Linked DNA regions of Homo sapiens: region 1 is linked to region 2. Evidence: chromatin loops called from intact Hi-C (ENCODE). Cell type or tissue: dorsolateral prefrontal cortex. All regions are shown on one strand. Each heading gives the region's core, and the rest is flanking DNA. Links, peaks and the distances in the headings are about the cores only. Region 1 overlaps L1CAM (L1 cell adhesion molecule). Region 2 overlaps PDZD4 (PDZ domain containing 4).

Region 1 (11,431 bases), core at 1-8,000, 50 kb before region 2:
TCAGGGGCCCCGCAGCACAATCGAGAAGAAAGGTTCCAGGGTGACCTTCACGTGCCAGGCCTCCTTTGACCCCTCCTTGCAGCCCAGCATCACCTGGCGTGGGGACGGTCGAGACCTCCAGGAGCTTGGGGACAGTGACAAGTGAGGACAGTGACGGTGAAAGGGGGCAGAGTGGGAAAAGCTGGAAGTCCAGACCTCTTGGCCTCGTCCTTGCTTTGATGGGGAAGGCTCTGACAGGAGCGGGGGAAGGAGACAGGAGGGAGGGATGGGAGGGGAGAAGAGCCCAGATGGCAGGAAAGACAGACACGGCTCCTCCGCAGGTACTTCATAGAGGATGGGCGCCTGGTCATCCACAGCCTGGACTACAGCGACCAGGGCAACTACAGCTGCGTGGCCAGTACCGAACTGGATGTGGTGGAGAGTAGGGCACAGCTCTTGGTGGTGGGTAAGTCCTAGGGTGGAAGCCTCCACTCCAGAAGGCCGGGGCTCACATCCCTGGGCCCTTTCAAGCACCGACCCTCCCCACCCTCAGGGAGCCCTGGGCCGGTGCCACGGCTGGTGCTGTCCGACCTGCACCTGCTGACGCAGAGCCAGGTGCGCGTGTCCTGGAGTCCTGCAGAAGACCACAATGCCCCCATTGAGAGTAAGAGGCTTGAGCTCAGTGCCACCCCACCGTCACTTCTGCCAGCCCTGGCCCCTCCTGGGGTCCTCCCTCCTCCTGGAGCCTTCCTGGGGGGACACGGTTTGGGGGGACTCACGGTTCCTCATGGGAATCTGGAGATGCCAGTTGGCCTGGGTAATCAGGGACCCAGACTGTACCCAACCCCTCCACAGCCCTTCCCCCAAAGCCACATGCTGATCACTCCATTGTCGGTTCATTTCTTGGCAGAATATGACATTGAATTTGAGGACAAGGAAATGGCGCCTGAAAAATGGTACAGTCTGGGCAAGGTTCCAGGGAACCAGACCTCTACCACCCTCAAGCTGTCGCCCTATGTCCACTACACCTTTAGGGTTACTGCCATAAACAAATATGGCCCCGGGGAGCCCAGCCCGGTCTCTGAGACTGTGGTCACACCTGAGGCAGGTGAGTCAGGGTGGCACCCACTCCCATGCCACCTGGAAGGGGCTCCGGGCTGTGAAGGGAGGGCTTAGAGAGGTGCCATGCCCAAGTTCCTCTGCTTCCAAATTTCCAGGGGGAGCGCGAGGGGGCTGGACTCCCTTGGTGCCAGAATGAGCCATTTGTTCCTTGGCCCTCGGTCCTCGTGGCTCTCCAAAAGAGGCTGCAGCATTGATGTGTTAATACTTTCCTTTCCAGCCCCAGAGAAGAACCCTGTGGATGTGAAGGGGGAAGGAAATGAGACCACCAATATGGTCATCACGTGGAAGGTGAGAGTCCCTGGGCTGAGCTGCCTGGGGGACATGAGGCCATGACCTGGGTGTCTGTTGCTCCCCCTTGGCTATGCAAAGGAAGGGGCTGATGTCTGGGGATGCTGGTTTGTGCTGGGGGGCGGGCCAAAGAATGCTGGTGTTCTTGGCCAACCAACTCCTCTTCTGCTGGCCTCCTCCAGCCGCTCCGGTGGATGGACTGGAACGCCCCCCAGGTTCAGTACCGCGTGCAGTGGCGCCCTCAGGGGACACGAGGGCCCTGGCAGGAGCAGATTGTCAGCGACCCCTTCCTGGTGGTGTCCAACACGTCCACCTTCGTGCCCTATGAGATCAAAGTCCAGGCCGTCAACAGCCAGGGCAAGGGACCAGAGCCCCAGGTCACTATCGGCTACTCTGGAGAGGACTGTGAGTATCCGGCAGGGCCCCTCGCCCACGGTTGAGCTCGCCTGCTTCCACCCCAGCCCATGTCCACACCTCTCAGCATTGGTGTGCGCCTTTCCTAAGGATGAGGATATTCTCTTACATAACCAGAGCGACGTTATGAAATTCCCCACACTTCACATTTCTATAATTGGCAGCGGTATTCCAGTTATATCAGCCAATGCTGCTTCTTTCATTTCCTTGAATCTGGAACATGACCAGATGGTAACTTGAAGTACCCGGTCAAGTTTTTTTTCTGGTTTCTCCTTTTTTTCTTTTCTTTTTTCTTTTCTTTTCTTTTCTTTCTTTTTTTTTTTTTTTGAGATGGAGTCTTGCTCTGTCATCCAGGCTGGAGTGCAGTGGAGCGGTCTTGGCTCACTGCAACCTCTGCCTCCCGGGTTCAAGCGATTCTCCTGCCTCAGCCTCCTGATTAGCTGGGATTACAGGCACGCGCCACCACACCCAACTAATTTTCGTATTTAGTAGAGATGCGGTTGCACCATGTTGATCAGGTTGGTCTCGAACTCCAGACCTCAAATGTTCCACTCGCCTCTGTCTCCCAAAGTGTTGGGAATACGGGTGTGAACCATCACGCCCAGCCATGGTTTCTCCTTTGTATAAGCTACTATTTTCACCTTTGCAACTAATAAGCAGTCCAGGAAGAGATCTTGAGACCATGCAAACACACCTCTCCTCCTCAAACTGTACCTCATAAAATATCCGAATTCGTCTTCTCTGTGTGTAGGGGCTTGGGCCTGGCCTCAGGGCTGGGGTGAGAGCCTATGGCTCTATCCAAGTCACTGGTGGTTTCCAGACCCCCAGGCAATCCCTGAGCTGGAAGGCATTGAAATCCTCAACTCAAGTGCCGTGCTGGTCAAGTGGCGGCCGGTGGACCTGGCCCAGGTCAAGGGCCACCTCCGCGGATACAATGTAAGGGTTGAAGGCATGGGGGCCCAGGAGGGTGATCACTGAGGTAAAGCGACAGGATGGTGAGGGGGCTTTGCCACCTGCCAGCCGCTCTCCTGGAAGACTTGGGTTGAGAGGAGGGTCCCCATTAAGGGTGGTGGGGGTGTGCGCTGGGGGCCCTGCTGGGTGCCTTCTGCCCCTGCGAGGTCTCCTGTTCGCTTGTGCAGGTGACGTACTGGAGGGAGGGCAGTCAGAGGAAGCACAGCAAGAGACATATCCACAAAGACCATGTGGTGGTGCCCGCCAACACCACCAGTGTCATCCTCAGTGGCTTGCGGCCCTATAGCTCCTACCACCTGGAGGTGCAGGCCTTTAACGGGCGAGGATCGGGGCCCGCCAGCGAGTTCACCTTCAGCACCCCAGAGGGAGGTGAGTCCTGCACCCCACGCCTCATCCCCTGCCCTCCTCCCCAGACCTGGGCGAGGACCTACCTGCCACTCGGTTCTGTGCCCTGCAGTGCCTGGCCACCCCGAGGCGTTGCACCTGGAGTGCCAGTCGAACACCAGCCTGCTGCTGCGCTGGCAGCCCCCACTCAGCCACAACGGCGTGCTCACCGGCTACGTGCTCTCCTACCACCCCCGTGCGTGCGCCGCCCCAGCAGGGAAGGGAGGTGGAGGGGCCACGGGGAGGGGGCAGAGCTGCAGCCACAGCCAACCCCTGTCTGTCCCCACAGTGGATGAGGGGGGCAAGGGGCAACTGTCCTTCAACCTTCGGGACCCCGAACTTCGGACACACAACCTGACCGATCTCAGCCCCCACCTGCGGTACCGCTTCCAGCTTCAGGCCACCACCAAAGAGGGCCCTGGTGAAGCCATCGTACGGGAAGGAGGCACTATGGCCTTGTCTGGTAAGCTGGAGGAATGACCTGCCAACAGGGAGGCCCCGGCCAGCCGGGTCCAGGAGGGAGGGCCTTAGACTTCCTGGCAGCTGCCACACTCTCCTCGTTCCCCTGCATCCCCCCAGGGATCTCAGATTTTGGCAACATCTCAGCCACAGCGGGTGAAAACTACAGTGTCGTCTCCTGGGTCCCCAAGGAGGGCCAGTGCAACTTCAGGTTCCATATCTTGTTCAAAGCCTTGGGAGGTAAGCGTGAAAGGGGGCCTTGGGGCGTGGTGGGGAAGGGGGCTCTGGGCCAGAGGGGTTGCCTGGCACTCCGACTCACCCCTGCTGCCACCCTCTCTCCCTGGCAGAAGAGAAGGGTGGGGCTTCCCTTTCGCCACAGTATGTCAGCTACAACCAGAGCTCCTACACGCAGTGGGACCTGCAGCCTGACACTGACTACGAGATCCACTTGTTTAAGGAGAGGATGTTCCGGCACCAAATGGCTGTGAAGACCAATGGCACAGGTGAGGCGCCGGGGGCCCGCCATCACCTGCCAGGGAAGCATGGGGGCTGCACAATTCATGTCCTTCTGTCCCCTGAATGGCCACTACTGCCCAGGCTCCCTCCACGGCTCCTGTCTGCTTCTCCTCCCAGAATCTGGGTGTCCCCGAATCAGCCCCCTTTCATACCCTTTCCGCAGATGCCCTTTTCCCTGTCCCTGTCACTCCTTAGCCCCCCAGAGGGCCCCAACTTTAAGAGCATACTTCAGGGCCTCAGGTCGGGTTCTGGCTTGGGCGGCAGCACGGGGGGCTGGTGTCTCACCCTCAGGCCGCGTGAGGCTCCCTCCTGCTGGCTTCGCCACTGAGGGCTGGTTCATCGGCTTTGTGAGTGCCATCATCCTCCTGCTCCTCGTCCTGCTCATCCTCTGCTTCATCAAGCGCAGCAAGGGCGGCAAATACTCAGGTAGCCTCTGAGCCCCACGTGACGGGGGTGGAGCCGAGGGCAGAGAGGAGCACCTCGCCCCTTCCACCCTTCTGCAAGGCCTCCTGGATTCCCCGAGCTCCCCACAAGATGACAGGCGCATGGTGGGGGCAGGCAGGGGGATCATCCTCCCAGGCCGGGGTTGGGGCAACAGGCAAGTGGTGGCTGGACCGCAGGGGGTGAGCGGTTTCTTTCAAGGCCTCTTGCCTCTGGGCGCTGTTGAGACAGAGTGCTGGGGGTGCGGGGCGTAGAGGGGCCTGGAGCCCCGGGTCAGGCTGGGGCGGGAGAAGAAGCTGTCCCTCTCTGTGTCTCCAGTGAAGGATAAGGAGGACACCCAGGTGGACTCTGAGGCCCGACCGATGAAAGATGAGACCTTCGGCGAGTACAGGTGAGCCGGGGCAGGAGTGGGTGCTGGCACTCAGCTCCACCCTGGCCTTCACATCTCACCCCCTCTCTCTCTTCTCTGTGCTGCCGGGTGACTTCAGGTCCCTGGAGAGGTAAGGCAGGGGCGGTGGGGAGGGGCCAACAGCAAGGTCTCCCTATAGACAATGTGCGCCTGGTGTGCCATTGTCCCCTGGCTGCCGGGGCTCTGACAGGACTCTCACTTCCCAGCCCCCAGGCCCGGCAGCTCCTCATTTCAGGGAGAGGCCAACACGCCCCAGCCCCTCCTCTCCACACAGATACCTTCACTGCTCCCCTCTCCCCAAGGGAGGCCCCAGACAGCTTCCCAGACAGGAACCAGGCCCCATAATCCCCTGGCCGAGCGCACATTTTCTCCCTCACAGTCCCCAGGATCTGGGGAATGCCCAAAGATGACAGCTCCAGACCTGCCTGCCAGGGTGGCCAGAGCTGCTCTTTCTGAGCGCATTCTAAACAAATGGAAGGCAGGCGGGCGTCTGCCTCACCCCCAGCCAGGCTCCTGCAGGGGCTCGGCAGTGCTCTCACTCGCACCTGCCCTGTGCCTCTGCAGTGACAACGAGGAGAAGGCCTTTGGCAGCAGCCAGCCATCGCTCAACGGGGACATCAAGCCCCTGGGCAGTGACGACAGCCTGGCCGATTATGGGGGCAGCGTGGATGTTCAGTTCAACGAGGATGGTTCGTTCATTGGCCAGTACAGTGGCAAGAAGGAGAAGGAGGCGGCAGGGGGCAATGACAGCTCAGGGGCCACTTCCCCCATCAACCCTGCCGTGGCCCTAGAATAGTGGAGTCCAGGACAGGAGATGCTGTGCCCCTGGCCTTGGGATCCAGGCCCCTCCCTCTCCAGCAGGCCCATGGGAGGCTGGAGTTGGGGCAGAGGAGAACTTGCTGCCTCGGATCCCCTTCCTACCACCCGGTCCCCACTTTATTGCCAAAACCCAGCTGCACCCCTTCCTGGGCACACGCTGCTCTGCCCCAGCTTGGGCAGATCTCCCACATGCCAGGGGCCTTTGGGTGCTGTTTTGCCAGCCCATTTGGGCAGAGAGGCTGTGGTTTGGGGGAGAAGAAGTAGGGGTGGCCCGAAAGGGTCTCCGAAATGCTGTCTTTCTTGCTCCCTGACTGGGGGCAGACATGGTGGGGTCTCCTCAGGACCAGGGTTGGCACCTTCCCCCTCCCCCAGCCACTCCCCAGCCAGCCTGGCTGGGACTGGGAACAGAACTCGGTGTCCCCACCATCTGCTGTCTTTTCTTTGCCATCTCTGCTCCAACCGGGATGGGAGCCGGGCAAACTGGCCGCGGGGGCAGGGGAGGCCATCTGGAGAGCCCAGAGTCCCCCCACTCCCAGCATCGCACTCTGGCAGCACCGCCTCTTCCCGCCGCCCAGCCCACCCCATGGCCGGCTTTCAGGAGCTCCATACACACGCTGCCTTCGGTACCCACCACACAACATCCAAGTGGCCTCCGTCACTACCTGGCTGCGGGGCGGGCACACCTCCTCCCACTGCCCACTGGCCGGCCTCTTCCAGCCGCCCCCACCCCCCAGGACCCCTTAGCAGCCCTGCCCTCCCTATCGTCTGAACAGTTGTCTTCCTCAGCCTCCTCCCGCCCCCACCTTGGGAATGTAAATACACCGTGACTTTGAAAGTTTGTACCCCTGTCCTTCCCTTTACGCCACTAGTGTGTAGGCAGATGTCTGAGTCCCTAGGTGGTTTCTAGGATTGATAGCAATTAGCTTTGATGAACCCATCCCAGGAAAAATAAAAACAGACAAAAAAAAAGGAAAGATTGGTTCTCCCAGCACTGCTCAGCAGCCACAGCCTCCCTGTATGCCTGTGCTTGGTCTACTGATAAGCCCTCTACAAAAAAACAAAAGTATATATATATATGTACATAATATCAGAATTATAACAGGCAAATAAAACCTGAAAATCAAGAGCACCTTTTGTTATTTCGCGGAACACTTACTTCCCCTGTCCACGTCACACTGTGGGAGGTGCTAGGAGCGACCTGCCAGGCGGGCCCGGGTGTGGCCCAGCCACACAGTCCTGATGCTTCCCTGCCCCTTCCCAGAGCCCGGGCCTTCCACCCACCCTGCCAGGCCTGGCTGTTGGCTGCCTTGGGTGTTGCTGTCACATTGTTGCTGGGGCTCAGGATCCTCGCCTCTGCTGGCCTCCTGAGACCAAGCTTAGCTGTCACCATGGCCGGGCCCTTCACTGCTCAAACATGAGAGTAGAGTGTGGCCAGCGGCAGGAGCCTCTTCCCCTGTCTCAAGGGACACAGCTCCATGGCTCAGTGGAAGACTCATGATGTGCCCCGGTGGCATCGTTCTCTCTGGGGTACCCAGCCCTCTAAACCAGTACAAAGCACCTTATTTATTTATTTTTTGAGACAGGGTCTCACTCTGTCTCCCAGGCTGAAGTGCAGTGGCGTGATCAGGAGCAGGTGAGACCATCTACAGCCATAGATGGCAGGACAGGGCTTACCTCTGTAGCTGGGGATTGGTTGCCTGGAAGCACAAAGGCATTCTCTGTGGTGATGCAAATGTTCTTTAGTTTGGTCCGAGTCGTGGTTGCATGTGTGGATAGGCAGGTAAAAAAATCAGGTTGCAGCGACCTGAGATTGTACCAGTGCACTCCAGCCTGGGCGACAGAGCGAGACAAAGAAAGAAAAAGAAAGAAAGAAAGAAAGAGAGAGAGAGAGAGAGAGAGAGAGAGAGAGAGGGAGGGAGGGAGGGAGGGAAAGAGAGAAAGAAAGAAAGAGAGAGAGAGACAGAGAGAGAGAGGGAGGGAGGGAGGGAAAGAGAAAGAAAGAAAGAAGAAAGAAAGAGAAAGACAAAGCAAGAAAGCAAGCAAGAAAGAAAGAAAGGAAGGGAGGGAGGGAGAGAAAGAAAAGGAAAGAAAGAGAAAGAAAGAAAGAAAAAAGAAAGAAAGAAAGAAAGAAAGAAAGAAAGAAAGAAAGAAAGAAAGAAAGAAAGAAAGAAAACCCAGCACAGGTGAGCCCTCCACTTCCCGGGCTCAAGAAATCCTCTGGCTTCAGCCTCTCAAGTAGCTAGGACCACTGGAGCACGCCACCACGCCTGGCTAATCTTTAAATTATTGTTGTAGAGATGGAGTCTCCCTATGTTGCTCAGGCTGGTTTCGAACTCCTGGGCTCAAGCAATTCTCCCACCTCGGCCTCCCGATAGTGCTGGCATTACAGGCGTGAGCCACCACACCCAGCCCAGGACTAAGCACCTTAGATTTATGACCACAAGCCTCAAGTGGACCCAGGCAGAGCCAGCCTTCCTTGGGAATTCTAGAGTTTCCTCCCTGGTTCTCCAAGGCCTCACACCTTCCCCTCAGCCCCCAGGCCCTGCACTTTCAAGGTGAGAACTTTGTTTCATGTTTCACTGAGCAAGTTGAGAGCATCTGACGAGAATTTCTTTCCTTGAGTTCCCATCATCAAATCTGTCCCCTCCCCAGCCCTAGCCCCCTCAGGTGAACACTTCCCACCATGTGCAGTGGTCTCTGCCACCCCTGAGACCCCCTCTCTCCTCCTGTTTTCTGCACCTGTAATTTTTCTCTCTCCCTGTGGGGTCAGGCCCAGCAGCATACCAACATGCCCTTGGAGCTTCTATCACCGGAAGCTCCCGCTCCTGCCTCCGCATGCCCCCTGGCTCTTGCCCCGTTTCACTGCTCCTGTTTACAGCAAAACCCCTCAAGACTCCTCTACACTCATTGTCCCCCTTGATCCCCACCTGTAACAGCGTCCACTTATTGCCCTCCAATATCTGTTTTTCTGTTCTTCCATAACACTAGATTTGTGGCTTGGGGACATGGCAGCTCAGCTGAAGACCCATTTCCCAGCCTCTATGCACCCAGTAGGGTGGTGGGGCATGAGTGCACCCATACCTGCAGGGCAAACCTGTGCTGGCGCCTTTCTTCCTTCCTTCCTTCCCTTCCTTCCTTCCTTCCCTTCCTTCCTTCCTTCCTTCCTTCCTTCCTTCCTTCCTTTCTTTCTTTCTTTCTTTTTTTCTTTTTTGAGATGGAGTCTCGCTCGATCACCCAGGCTAGAGTGCAGTGGCATGATCTTGGCTCACGGCACCCTCTGCCTCCCAGGTTCAAGTGATTCTCCTGCCTCAGCCTCCAGAGTAGCTGGGACCACAGGCGCCCGCCACCACACCCAGCTTATTTTTGTATTTTTAGTAGAGACAGGGTTTTGCCACGTTGGCCAGGCTGGTCTCGAACTACTGATCTCAGGTGATCTGCCCGCCTTGGCATCCGAGACTGCTGGGATTACAGGCGTGAGCCACCACGCATGGCCTTGTGCCAGCCACTTTCTGTCTCCTTACAGCTGAAAGGCAAATGTGATCTGTGATCATGGGGAGAGCTACCTTGTCGCACCAAAGGGAAGTCGCACGTTGAGGATGGCGGAACAGCAACAAAGGCAGCCCGAGGGCCTGAGCACCTGGAGCTGCCACATCGGCCCTGGGCTGCTTTCCTGGGTTTTTAAAAAATTAAGGCATTTTGCTTTTTAGAGCAATTTTAGGTTTGCAGAAAAATTGAGCGGAAAGTAAGGAGTTCCCACAGACCCCGTCACTCCCCTTACGCCTCCCCATGATGAACATTTCGAGTCAGTGTAGTACGTTTGTTACAATTGGTGAGCCACAGTGAGAAGCTCGCATGAACTAAAGCCCATAGCTGACATCGGGGTTCACTCTGGTGTTGTCCATTTATGGGTTTGGACAAAGGTATAATGACATGGATCCACCCTTACAGTATCATACAGAGTAACTCCACTGCCCTAAAAATCCGTGAAACAAGTCCTTATTGAGGATTACTGTGCAGAAAATCAAGTGCACGCCTGGTTTTTTCACCTGCCTATCCACACATGCAGCCACAACTTGGACCAACTAAAGAACATTTGCATCACCACAGAGAATGCTTTTGTGCCTCCAGGCAGCCAATCCCTGGCTGCAGATCTAAGCCCTGTCCTGCCGTCTATGGCTGTAGATGGTCTCGCCTGCTCCTGACGGGTATGGAAATGGAAGCACACGCTCTGGAGCCCTTTGTGCCGGCTTCTTTCTGGAATCACTTCCATGAGACTCATCCAGGTTGACGTCTGTGTCCCTTCTTCCCTCTGTGATGCTGACTAGTAGCCATTGTATGCACGCATGCACCGCGACTCACTTACCCATTCCCCCGTTGATGGACGTGTGGGTTGTTTCCAATGGTAGCCATCATGGATAAAGTGGGCATATGCAGTCCTTTCTCTGAGATCCGTGCCCTAGAAGGAGCAGTGCTGGCTTGTGGAGTGGGCGTGCCACCCCCTTTGCTGTCCTCTGCTTGGTGATGCTCCTGCTTTACCAGCGCCTCCCTCCTAGGCTCTGCTAGCTGGGGGCGTTTAAGGGAGCCCACAAGACTGGAGGAGGAAGAAGGGACCTGCTCCTTCCTGGGCGCACCATCTAACAAGGCTTCTTCACCCTTGCAGCAAGTGCTTCATTTCCGTGGCACTGCCTGAAGCCAATTTTCAGATCTCTCAACACTTGCAAGACCAGCTTCATTGCATCCCACCTCTGAGACACCACCACCGGACACCCAGTGCCCTATGCTCCAAAATCTGAGTACTAGGCCATCCCCTGAGCTCAGAGACCCCAGCATCAGCCAGACCCCTGCTCCTTAGAGGTCTGGATCCCAGCCCCACAAGTCCCTCTACTGAGCTCACTCCTCCACAACTAGCTAGGCCACGCCCCCACCTCAGACCTCAGAGACCCAGCTTCAGCTCTGTGGGCCTCTCTCTAACCAACTTCCTTCCTTCCTTCCTTCCCTCCCTTTCTTCCCCTTCCTTTGTTCCTTCCTTCCTTCCTTTCTTCCCTTCCTTCCTTTTCTTCTTTCTTTCTCTTTCTTTCTTTTTCTTTCTTTCTGTTTTCTTTCTTCTTTCTTTTTTCTTCTTTCTTTCTCTTTTCTTCTTCCTTTCTCTCTCTCCTTCCTTTTCTCTTTCTCTCTTTCTTTCTTTTCTTCCTTCCTTCTTTCTTTCCTTTCCTTTTTCTTTCTTATCTTTTCTTCCTTCCTTTCTTTCTCTCTCTCCTTCCTTCCTTTCTCTTTCTCTCTCTCTTCTTTTCTTATTTCTTTCCCCTCCCTCCCTCCCTCCCTCCCTCCCTTCCTTCCTTCCTTCTTTCCTACCTTCCTTTTTCTCTCTCTCTCTCTCTCTCTTTCTTTCGACAGAATCTCCTCTGTTGCCCAGACTGGAGTGCAGTGGGACAGTCATGGTTCACTGCAACCTCAAACTCCCAGGCTCAAGTGATCCTCCTGCTCTCTCACAGCCTTGATCTCGGGCTTCTTCCCTGCAGAACTGTGAGAGAATCCATTTCTGCTGTCGAAGCCACTTGGTTTGTGGCACTTTGCTATGGCAGCTCCAGGAAATTAACACAGCCCCTCAGGCTGGGGAACGAAGGGAGT
Region 2 (11,917 bases), core at 1,395-9,394:
TCCCATCCCGCGCGTTGCCAGTGAGAGTGAAAGGGGTCGCAGGCGCCGTGTGACAAGCACTTGGGATTGCGAGTCTCCCAGGCCACAACTGTTTTCTTAGCCTCTCCGGCCTCTCTTCTCGGCTTCCCAGAGATTCCTGATCAGCAAGAGGGCGTCGCGCCCCACCCGGCTGTGCGCCTGCCACCGCTGGGTGCAGGAGGGTGCCTGGGGCAGAGCCTGGAAACAGAGCTCAGCCTCCGACGGGGTTGGCGGGGCGGGCGGGCAGGAGTCCTGCCAATACAGCCACCAGCGTGGCGGCGCCGGGACGAGTGTGGTCCGCCCTGCTCCCGCAGCCGCAGCCACCCCGCCGCCGTCGCGGCGCGCTCTTTGTCTGCGGCTCCGGGCTCAGGGGGCGGGGCGAGCGCGCCTGGGGCTCCGCCCTCTCCGCCTAGGGCGCCCCGCTTCCCGCGTCCCCTAAGGCCCGCCAGTCCCTTGCCCAGCGGGAGATCGCCGCCCCACAGCGACTGCCCGTGGGGCCGACTTCGCGTCATGCCTGCCTCGCCTGCCCGGTGTTGCCCCCTCCCCTGTCCCTGTGTCCCCCCTCCCTTGCCCGCATGTCCCCCTCATGCGGGGAAAGCGGTGCCAGCACTTTCCCTGGCCTTGCGAATTGCTCTTCCATCGGTATTCAGCCGCCCCTCTGATGTTCCTGAAAACCCAACCTGCTCCTTCTCTGCAAAAAGCTCCGGAAGGCTGTGTCGATGCAGGTCGAGCTTCCCCACCCGGCCCCCTCCCACCTTTTAGCAAATCCAGAGGCCCCACCTTCGCCCTCCCCTCCCGGGCTCCGACCCAGTGCATTGAGCAGCTCCTCGGCTTCCCTCCCGGGACTTTCTAGTCTCTCTCCCCAACCGGCTCAGTGTCAGGGTGCCCCAGGACTCTCCTTGGGCCTCTCCTGTTCTTGACTACATTCACTCCCTAGGTGAGCTCCTCCATCTCATGCTTTTGCTTTTTAAATTTTTATTTATTTATTTTTAAATTTTTATTATTTTTGAGACAGGGTCTCAGTCCGTTGCTCAGGCTGGAGTGGAGTGGCACAATCACGGCTCACTGCAGCCTTGACCTCCCAATGCTCAGGTGATCCTCTTGCCTCAGCCCTACCGCCTGCCCCCTACCTCCTCCACCACTTGGGGCTACAGGAGCGAGACACCACGCCCAGCTTCATCTCATGATTCTTTTTTTGTTTGAGACGGAGTCTTGCTCTGTTGCCCAGGCTGGAGTACAGTGGTGTGATCTGGGCTCACTGCAACCTCCACCTCCTGGGTTCCAGTGGTTCTCCTGCCTCAGCCTCCCAAGTAGTTGGGATTACAGGTGCCTGCCACCACGCCCTGCTAATTTTTGTATTTTTCGTAGAGATAGGGTTTCGCCATGTTGGCCAAGCTGGTCTCGAACTCCTGACCTCAAGTGATCCGTCTGTCTCGGCCTCCCAAAGTGCTGGGACTACAGGCTTGAGCCACCGTGCCTGGCCGTCATCTTATGATTTTAAATAAAGAAAAATTCCTAGTTTAATTGAACAGCAATGGTCACATGCCACCCAGTTAGCTGACTTGGGCTTGGGCCAGACATTTGGAGTGGGGCACTGGAGATGTCCACATGCCTCGGGAAGTTCAAGCTAGAGATAAAAACCTTCCATTTCCTGCCCTGGGCCTAATCCCTGAGTCCTTCCTTCCTCGGTCTTCCTCACTGCTGTGAGGATACCCCTGGTCCTTGTGGTCCTGTGTGGCAATTTTATGTTTTCTTGTGGTAAGATACGCATAACATAACATTTACCACTAGTGACTTTTAGTCTATTCTCAATGTTGTGCAGCCGTGGCCACTGTCTAGTTCCAGAACAGGTTCATCGCCCCAAAAGGGACCTCATATCCCTCAGCAGTGACTCCCCAGGCCCCCCTTCCTCCAGGTCCTGGCAACCATTCGTCTGCTTTCTGTCTGCCTCTTTGCCTTGGCTAGACTGTGCTCATGCAGTCGTGTGTGCCGGTCGTTCATTCTTTTTATGTCGGGATGGGTGTACCATGTTGTGCTCGCTCATCCATTCATCCACTGGTGGACACGGGTTGCCTCCGAGTCTTGGTTACTATGGATACTCTGCTGTGAGCATTTGAGTATAAGTTTTCTTTGCATGCCTGTTCTCAACTATGGATACTCTGCTGTGAGCATTTGAGTGTAAGTTTTCTTTGCACGCCTGTTCTCAGTTCTTTGGGGATTGCTGGGTCATGTACATAAGCTACACCTAACCTTGTGAGGAGCCACCAGACTGCTTCCCTGGCTGCACTATTTTACATGCCCAGCAGCAAGGCGTGAGGCTCCAGGGTCCCCGCGTCCTCTCCAATACTCGTGCTTCCTTTCACTGATTCCAGCCTCCTCGTGGTGTGCGGCGGTATCTCACTGTGGTTTGGGTGTGTGTTTCCTCTGTGCGTACTGGCCGGTGCTGACGCGTCTTTTCCTGCGCTTATTCGATGTCTTCTTCAAGCCCTCACTGTCCCTTGCCCCCAGCCCAACAGCAGGTCCTGGCAGCCTACCTCTAAAACCCAAGCTGACTCTGACCACATCCCACCACCTCTACTGCCACCCCTGGGGTCATGCCACCATCATCTGTGGTCTGGACCACTGCCGTTGCCTGCTGGTCTGGCCCTTACAGTCTGTTCTCCTGGGAGCTCCCTTCGCTACAAGGAAGGAAGCATGGCTGGTTTCTTGTCATCATTTAGGTCTCAGCTCAAGTGTCACCGACCCAGAGAGGCTGTCCTGACCACTCTACCCACCCAGGCAGCTTTGTCTCTGTCCCCTCCCACCTTCCAACCAAGCCCCTTGGGGAGCGGAACGGGATGGGGGGTGTGTTCTGGATCCACCGTCTCTCCCTTCAGCTCCTTGGCACTCCTTTCCTATGGGGCACCCTGTCCAGGGCAGGTGGGGCAGGATTCCCCCCTCTTCCCTCATCTCCCGTGCTTCCCGGGCCCACCCCCCAGCATCTCCAGCCTGCCCGGGAGTCACATGTCCTCGGCCCACAGAATCCCCAGCACACGCCCCACCCACAGGCCTAGCCCCAGCCCTGGGGTCCCTGGCACCCCACCTGCCAGGGCCCCTCCCCTGCCTTGCTCACCCCCCAACACACCTGATTGTTGGAAAGGTCTTCCCATGCCCACCACGACCCCCTCCCACTCATCTGTGGGCGGGAGAGCTTGGTCCCTGCCGCACGTTGCCCCCCTAGCATCCAGGCCCACCACCGAGCCCCCGACAGGCCTGGGAGCCCCACTGGTGGGTGGGGACCCACCAGCTGGGGGTCTTGCTCACACCGAGGGGCTGGGGGTGGCGGTGGCTTTCTCAGGGCACCCTGCCTTGGGCTGCAGGCCGCTGGGTGGGCACCGGCTCCCTCGGAAGGCAGCGCAACCCGGGATCCTGCCGGCCCTGGCCCCCACCCTGCCGACCGGGCCTGGGGCGATCAGTGCCCCAGCTCCTGTCCTCTTCTGCTCAGATGCTGGGTTGGGAGATCAGGGGCCACAGCTCGGCCACTCAGAGCCCTTTCCGCAAGTCTTAGAGGGACCAGCTGCGGGGTGTGTGCAGAGGGGCTGCGCTGTGGGGAGGGCGCATGGCTCAGTCCTCCTGGCCTGAGGCCCGCCTAGCCTAAGTGGCCTCCAGGACCCATGGCCAGGCCCTTCTGCAGCCTTCCAGAAAGAACCAGCTTCCCAGGGTTCCCTGGGGAAGGCCTGGGGCCACCTCCTCTGGAGGGGTGGGGCCTGTGCTTCATTCCTCCTTCCCCAGGTCCCCTTCCAGGCCGCCAGGTCCCCTCCCCGACCTGGAGCCCACAGCCTTGTAATTAAATTGTAAACGTCCTTGTAATTAAATTCATGTAATATCCATTATTATTATTACTGTTTTAGACTAAATTACTTAGAGCACATTGACTGGATCAAAGGCTACCATGAACGTTTTCAAGGGTTTTTATAGTTATTGACAAATTCTTCTCCAGAAATTTGACCACTTTACACTCTGGGGTAAGATTCAGACTAAGTGTGTCTAGAAAGGGTGATGGGGTCGGCTGGGAGGAGGAACTGGGCTTGCAGGGGACCTGGGGCAGTGAGTGCTCTCAGTGTGCAAAGGGGAACTGGGCTGTCCCAAGCAGGATGTGAGGGCCACTTGGGCCACATTCAGGCAGAGGGGCCCTGCTAAGGCTTGAGTCCCCTGTTCAGAGCAGGGACCATGGTGGAAATTAAGGACGTTCATGTCAACTGTGGTTGAGATTGGAGCTGCAGTCCTAGAGTCAGCCCTCTTGGGCCCATCTTGGCAGCAAATCAGGAAGGAAGTAGATCTGTGTGCTGAAGAGTCGCCATGGGGCACGTCAAGCCCCTGGCTGAGCCGTGGTGTGCTCACAGGCTGCTGCACTCCCCGGGGCAGCGGAGTGCCAGGGACTTGTATTTTCATCTTTGTGCTCCTCCGCCTCCTCAGTGTGGCGCTCTGAGCACTTCGATTATTTGAAAGGAAATGCGAAAATTTGTACAAAATCTATTGTGCTAGCACGTGATGGAGGAGGGGTCTTTGTGAACAGGCTTTGAGGGTTTGCTTGGCTCACAGCTCACTACCCAGTCAACAGGGTTGACTGCCACGGGGTGACCTCGCTAAGGTGAAGCATGATGCCCAGCACGTGGTCAGGATGGCACGGGAGCACTGGAGAAGATGAGAGTCGCTGGGAACCTGGGCGAGGGGGGACAAGGGGCATTTGAGTGGGCTTCAGGTACGTGAAGTGTTGCAAGATAAAGTGGGTTTCTTCTGGATTGTTCCAAAGGAGGGAGGTTGCTCTCAATGAAGGAAACATTCAATAGTGAGAGTTTTCCGATAATGAGCTCAGTCAACAATCCCCACTCTCCCCATACTAGAGAAGCAAAGTGGATTTCTTCTGGATTGTTCCAAAGGAGAGAAGTTTGCACTTGATGAAGGAGACTTTTTTTTGGGGGGGGGGTGGGGGGTGGATGGAGTCTGACTCTGTTGCCCAGGCTGGAGTGCAGTGGTGCAATCTCAGCTCACTGCAGCCTCCACCTCCCAGGTTCAAGTGATTCTCCTGCCTCAGCCTCTCAAGTAGCTGAGATTACAGGCGTGCACCACCATGCCCGGCTAAGTTTTGTATTTTTAGTTGAGACGGGGTTTCACTGTGTTGGCCAGGCTGGTCTCGAACTCCTGACCTCAGGTGATCTGCCTGCCTTGGCCTCCCAAAGTGCTGGGATTACAGGCGTGAGCCTCCGTGCTGGGCAATTTTTGTATTTTTAGTAGAGTCCGGGTACATCAGACTCAGGGGCTGGGTCATGCCTGTAATCTCAACACTTTTGGGGGGACTAAGCAGATGGCTTGAGCCCAGGAGTTCGAGACTAGCCTGGGCAACATGGTGAAACCCCATCTCTTATTATTATTATTTTTTAAAAGGTAGATCAGATAAATTACAGGTCCTTAATATATATTCAACAAATTACAGAAATATATAAAATTTTAATTCAGCCAAGAAACATATTAAAGTTTTATCTTCAGCAAACTGTTAGGAGTTGGGATGGAAGTAGAACTCAGGGTGAAGCCCTCTTGGGGTTTGTTGTCTAATGAAAGGGAGGTAATTAGACAATCACACATAAAAGGCTGAGCTCCAGCCTGGGTATCTTGAGGCCTCCTGGACTTGCTGTAGCATCTGGAGAAGTATGGGGCATCATCTCGCATCACTTAGCACCAGCACTGCCACCCAGCCTTGATGTGGGTCCTGTTGGCCTGAGCGTTTTTCCTTGAAGAAGGTATTAAAAGCAGATTGAAGCCGCCTGTGCCCACCCATCCCCTACGCACTTCATCTGCTCGCCTCTCTGCCGTGTTTTCCACCAAGTACATACTACGAATGAGCCTCCATTATGTGCGCCTCCATTAACTGCACATGCGGAATACCAGGAATTGTTTGTTCGACTGCTGGCAGACCTTTGGGCTGTCCCTGGTGTTTGGCCACTGTGGCCTTCATGCCCACATCCTCCTGGTCCTCCTGGTGGTGGTTCTGAAGGGCATCTCCTCTCATCTCATGGCTCCAAGTGCTTGCTAGTGGGTCCCCTTTGCCCTGAGCACCTGTTGATATCCTTTGCCCATGTTCTTCTTGAGTTGTTTGTGTCTGTGTTTTCTTGTTGTTTTGTAGGAATTCTTTGCATATTCTGGAAAACCCATTATGAGGTCCATGCATTGTAAGGCTCTCCTCTGAGCCCGCCTTTTTACTGTGTTTAGGGTGTCTTTTGTCGTCTAGAAGTTTTACATCTCTTCCATTATTGCTTCCCCATTTGAAATATTGAGAATTTCGTCTCTATCCCACACCATAAAGATATTGTTCTCTTGTTTTGCTTTGTCCCTGTAGGTCTTTGATCCAATTGGAATTGCTTGGCCAGGGCTTGGACTAGGTCTTCTGTCTTGGTGGGGCGAGCTCCCAGGGTGTGGAAACGTTTGCAGGTGGGGCAGGAGGGAGAGTCTGGTGGGAAGCAAGCCTGGGGTTGGCCATGTTGAGTGTTTGTGCCTTTTAGAGACTGGAGTGGTCGAGTAGGCAATCCGAGGGTTGGGGCATTACAGGGGTGGCTTTACCAGTGTGCTACCTCAGGATGGTTGGGGGTGGGGCGGGGAGGCAAGGCTCTGAGCAGGACTGGAAGAGCTGCTGTCATCAGAAGGGCCACAGTGTGGCTCCTTACCATGTGCCTGGCCCTATACCTCTTTGCTCATGGCCCCATATTTTCCCACCTTGTTGGTAGCCCTTAGCCCTTCCCCAGAGGGGAGCTCATTTCTTCCTTGGGGGTCCAGCATGACCGATGAGGAGGAGAGAGAGAGAGAGCGAGAAGGCTTCAGGAGCCCGTGGCTTCCACCCAAATACCTGCCTGGCTGTCACAGGCGATCACTCTGGTTGCTGCTGATCCGAGGTGCTGAGGCTGTGCCCACGCCCATCCCCCTCTTGACATCCCAGCCTCCGCCAGCCCGCCCAGCAAGCGCTCCTCAGTTTCCATAGCAACACTGCTGCTCGGTAATGATTCCGGGTAGAAAGGCATTCGTGCGTTCTCTGTCATCTCTGTCACCTGAGCATCCCACTGCCTGCTTGCTGTCCTGCCCCGGGAGTTCAGGAAGAAACCCTGAGGACAGCTCCGAGCCCTTCTGCTTGTGTGTTGGCTTCTCCTCAAGGGCAGTGGTAAGGTGGTAAATGTTCCCAGACAAAAAGCCCTGATTTGGAGCATTTGCCGATTTCCCTGGTGTAAATGCTGCCACTATAGCCGATTTCAAGCCACCACTGCGATGTCACTGAACTTGGAGTTGGGGGAATGCACACATAGTATTTCCATCTCCCATACCAGATGTGAATAACCCCAAAAGCACAGATGACAGAAAAGTGTAGTAAGATAATTAGACAGTGATGTGTTCCGAGGATTTATTGCCTTTGTTGTTAATATCATTCAGTTACCTGTACATTTCTACGGTTAAAATACCAATAATCGCTGTGTTTGACAACTGGCTTCCAAATTTCCCAGCTTCAGTTGGCTCTAGCCACTGCTGCTGAGAGTGTCGAGGCCATTCCATCATGTCCCTTTGTCTACAGCCTTCCTGAACCCACACTCTGCTGCCGCCCACCCTCTTCCATCCTGCCTTTCTAACTGTAGCCTCTCCACCAAGCACAGCATGCCCTGTCCTGACTGACATTCTTACGGTCTTCCAACAAATACCTTCTTGGCTGAAAGCTGTTTCCTTTATAGTATTTGATCCAGAAATTCCACCTCAAGAAATTTTCTCCACCTTGACAACCACTGGTTACACAAAGATTTAAGTATGAAAAATGTATAAAATGGACCCCAGAATGTGTCTTTGCCACATTCTTTATAATAAAAAATCAAAGCCACCCTTACTGATGTGATGATGAACATGATGGTCCACTGGTGTGTTGGTGTGGATGGACCTTAAGGGGCCTGCAGCTGCAAAATGGCACACATAGAAAACAGACTGGAAGGAAACAGGCCGCATGGCCAGGTGCGGTGGCTCATGCCTATAATCCCAGCACTTTGGGAGGCTGAGGCAGGAGGATTACTTGAGGTCAGGAGTTTGAGACCATCCTGGCCAACATAGTGAAACCCCATCTCTACTAAAAATACAAAAATTATCCAGGCGTGGTGGTGGGTGCCTGTAATCCTAGCTATTGGGGAGGCTGAGGCAGGAGAATCACTTGAACCCAGGAGGCAGAGGTTGCAGTGAGCCAAGATTATGCCACTGCACTTCAGCCTGGATGACAGAGCAAGACTCTGTCTAAAAAAAAAAAAACAACAGCTGGGTGTGGTGGCACACACCTGTAGTCCCAGCTACTTGGGAGGCTGAGGCAGGAGAATTGCTTGAGCCCAGGAGGTGGAGGTTGCAGTGAGCCAAGATCGTGCCACTGCACCCCAGCCTGGGCAACAGAGCAAGACTCCATCTCAACAAAAAAAAGCCCCCAAAAAACAAAAAAATGAACTGTGTTTCTTTTATAATCGGACAAAACTGATTTTGACAAAAAGCTCTTTTCAGAATATGAAAATTTTGGGGAGAAGGGAGACATAGAAAACTTCAATGATTATCTACAAGGACATAGTCAAATAGAAAAAAAGTAATGCAGGAGCCGCTGCTGAGGCCACAGGGGTTCCGAGGACAAGCTGGGCTCTCCTCAGATAGCTGTCTTCCCGAAAAGACTCGTACAGCGGTGGTTCTACTGTATCGCGGGCACTAAGACAAGATTTTGCCGTCAGAATTGACATCTCTGTGAGAAACCCGGGGTGGGAGGTGCCGCCGTGAGAATGCAGGACAGAGAGTTCTTCTAAACTTGCTAATATTCGCACAACTCGGAAAAGCAGAGGGCTCCGTGCAGGCGCAGCCACCTGCGCCCATGCCCAGGGCCCTTCTGCCCTCTCATCTGGCACAAGCTCCCAGCCTGCTCCATCCCTAGGCGGACTCTGGGTCTCCTCGCCCTGCCCTCTCTGTGCTGACTGGGGGCTTTGCTTCCAACTGCAAACCAGCCTCCCTGGGTCTTTTCTTGGCCCTGTTCCCTTTGCCTGATGGAGGCCAGGTGTCCCCTGCTCCAGAAGCCTTCCCCGCCTCCCACCGAGGCGTGCATGGCCAGCCGTGTGCTCCCTTAGCTGTGGGTAAGGTCTGTCCCCACGCTCACCTGCGGGGCATAGCCATTTGGGCATAATGCTAGTGTGTAGCCTCCCCAGGCCCAGAACAGCCCTTCCATAAGCCGCTGAGCCCATGAGGAGACCCTGCACGCCTGCCTCGAGCTGCCTCCTCCTAGAAGTGCTTCCTGCTGACCCTTGCTGGCCCCATGGCACGTGCCCTGAATTCTGGTGGAGTCTGTTCAGTCCTTCTTGGTCCTTAGTCATTCGTCCCTTCTCTACTTGCCTCCCTTCCCCAAGGAGGACTTGAAGGTCGCAGCATACTGTCCCAGGGTGCTGCGGAAGCAGCCTTCGACCTTGTGGGCACTGCTTGCCCCACCACCTGCGCTGTGCGTAATGGGCTTCCTTCTGCTACCCTTCATTGTCCTTCCTTCACCCCTACAGCATCCCGCAGAGCTGCTTAGGTCCTACTTCCGCCTTGGGCCCTGGCCCGCGATGGCCTCCTCCTCCCTGACCCCTCCTTCTGGCCACCGGGCAGCCTGTCCTGGCTCATGACCTTGACTCAGTGCCACAACCTTGCTGAGCTTGCTGACATGGTTTCCTCATCTGCAATAATGGCATCTCCCTCAAGGTTGTTGGGGGTTAGGATTTTGTGGAGACCCACATCAGGGGTCTTTCCCAGAATGTAGCACATGGCACGTGCCCAAAAAACAGTAGTGGCATTTTTTTTTCTTTGAGACGGAGTCTCGCTCTGTCGCCCAAGCTGGAGTACAGTGGTGCGATCTCGGCTCACTGCAAGCTCCGCCTCCTGGGTTCATGCCATTTTCCTGCCTCAGCCTCCCGAGGAGCTGGGACTACAGGCGCCCACCACCACGCCCGGCTAATTTTTTGTATTTTTAGTAGAGATGGGGTTTCACTGTGTTTAGCCAGGATGGTCTCGATCTCCTGACCTCGTGATCTGCCCGCCTAGGCCTCCCAAAGTGCTGGGATTACAGGCGTGAGCCACCGCACCCGGCCTAGTGGTGGCTTTATAAGGACCACTTTCTTGGCACCTCTTTTAGGCTACTTTGCAGTTCCAGGGGGCTTCTTGTACATCAAGGCCTTTTCTCTTGGGCAAGTCAGTTGTCACTGTGAGGACACAACACTGTATCTTTAGGCATCTTCCTACTTGTCCCCCAACCTGACCCTGGCCCTCCCTAGTGAGTAGACATTTGTTGAGAGACTCGGCTCATCTGAAGAGTCAAGGTCATCCTCTTGCTTGATGCTGAATGAGCACAACACAGATGCTCACTGAGTGTTGGCTGTTATGGTCCAGTCATTGCCAAGGAACTCAATGGGATCTTCATGCTAGCTCTGGCCTCAGTGCCGCCCTAGAAAGAAGTGGGTCCGGATGGGGAGAGGCCAGGAGAGCTCAAGCAGTGTCTGGAGGACGTTGTAGGGCGGTATCACAGCCTCCAGACCCAGTGCACAGAGGCTGGGTCCCCCAGTCCTTGGTGTGACTTGGTGATCCCCAGCTGGCCTTCAGTGGGATGAAGGCTGAGCAGTGGGGCTTGCCTGGGAACAGGGGCACCAAAGGTAGCCAGGGCTGCAGACAGCAGATTCCTTGCTTGAGTGGCTTGGGGTGCTGGTTGTCAGCCCAGGTCCTGCCAGCTAGGGCCTCTGCCTTGACCTCAGAGGGGAGGAGCAAGCCTTTGAGGGTTCTTACGGAGGCGTGTCTCTGCCGCAGGTGAACGGGAAGGAGCTCTCCAAGCTGTCTCAGGAGCAAACTCTGCAGGCCCTGCGCTCCTCCAAGGAGCCCCTGGTGATCCAGGTGCTGAGACGCAGCCCCCGCCTCCGGGGGGACAGCTCCTGTCACGACCTGCAGCTGGTGGACAGTGGCACTCAGACCGACATCACCTTCGAGCATATCATGGCGCTGGGCAAGCTGCGTCCGCCCACCCCGCCCATGGTCATCCTGGAGCCGTACGTCCTCTCTGAGCTGTGAGTCGCCCTCAGGAGGGCCCCGGGCCCTGCCTCCAGAGAGGACAGGCCACCTGGAGCGGCCATCCGCACGCCACCCTCTCGGGCAGGAAGCAGGCCCCTCGGCCTCCAGAACTGACCGTGGTACCCAAGGGCTCCAAAACCTCCAGGCCTCTAGCCTTGGGCCGGGCTCCAGCAGGCGCCCCGTTGTATCTACCCCCAGGGCCGAGGGAGGACCCTCCTGTCCGGGACGTCGCTGCCGGAAGTGCCAGGGTTGAGGGCCTCAGCTCCTCCTCCTCCATCCTCTCTCCTCTGCCGCCTCACAAGCATCACTCCTTGAATCTTCTTGCATCCCTTGTCTGTCTCATTCCTCTACCTGCTCTGAATTTCCTCCATCTCTTCAGCTTCTTTCTTTGGCCCGACCGGAAGAAGGGCCTTTCATCCAGGCCTGGTGGCTCATGACCGCGTGAGCGCTGCCTCATTCTGCTAATCTTAGCCCGGGCTGCGGGGAGGTAGGCCACAGGGCCATGAGCAGCCAACCTTAGTTTTGGGGCCAGGAGGGCAGCCCCTGGAGGTAGGGTGGGCCCCCCTCTGCTCTGCAGAAGTCCTCCAGGGCCTGGATAACTCCTGGGGGCGTTGCATGAGTGGGGCCAGTGCTGGGCGGGCGGGTGGGCACCCGGAGATTGGAGAAGTTGGTCCCTGCCAGCTGGCGTGGTTGGAGGAGTTCTGGTCTGGGGGACGGGAACGCTAGAGGCATGCGCAGGTCCTCTGCGTGGACGCTGCACACTCAGGTGCGAGAAGTGCCCCCGGTCTTT

The links. Hi-C counts contacts between places; a loop is a spot of excess contacts. Peaks named below come from ENCODE experiments on the same cell type or tissue, not always from the same donor. Only the 100,000 strongest peaks of a DNase experiment are listed, where the experiment ranks them.
Region 1: it touches region 2 in a loop (2.4-fold over the local background); 7 of 110 quality-filtered maps call a loop at or near these places.

The regions. Positions count from the first base shown.
Region 1 is chrX:153,857,012-153,868,442 of GRCh38, reverse strand. L1CAM (L1 cell adhesion molecule) reads left to right here. Exons shown (of 29, transcript NM_001278116.2): 14 at 1-141; 15 at 321-445; 16 at 533-643; 17 at 890-1,087; 18 at 1,319-1,389; 19 at 1,572-1,794; 20 at 2,624-2,739; 21 at 2,943-3,144; 22 at 3,233-3,355; 23 at 3,449-3,622; 24 at 3,739-3,858; 25 at 3,966-4,121; 26 at 4,426-4,560; 27 at 4,894-4,966; 2 more. The coding sequence ends at 5,780. Among named protein-coding and RNA genes, the nearest start is that of L1CAM-AS1, 18 kb to the left of the region's middle. RefSeq lists enhancers at 4,153-5,011, 5,012-5,870. In dorsolateral prefrontal cortex, for the core only: no CTCF peak of the experiment used is centred there; no DNase peak of the experiment used is centred there; H3K27ac peaks cover 1,844 bases; H3K27me3 peaks cover 7,406 bases.
Region 2 is chrX:153,807,548-153,819,464 of GRCh38, reverse strand. PDZD4 (PDZ domain containing 4) reads left to right here. Exons shown (of 8, transcript NM_001303512.2): 2 at 10,870-11,123. Among named protein-coding and RNA genes, the nearest start is that of PDZD4, 17 kb to the left of the region's middle. RefSeq lists a silencer at 261-420. In dorsolateral prefrontal cortex, for the core only: no CTCF peak of the experiment used is centred there; no DNase peak of the experiment used is centred there; H3K27me3 peaks cover 7,053 bases.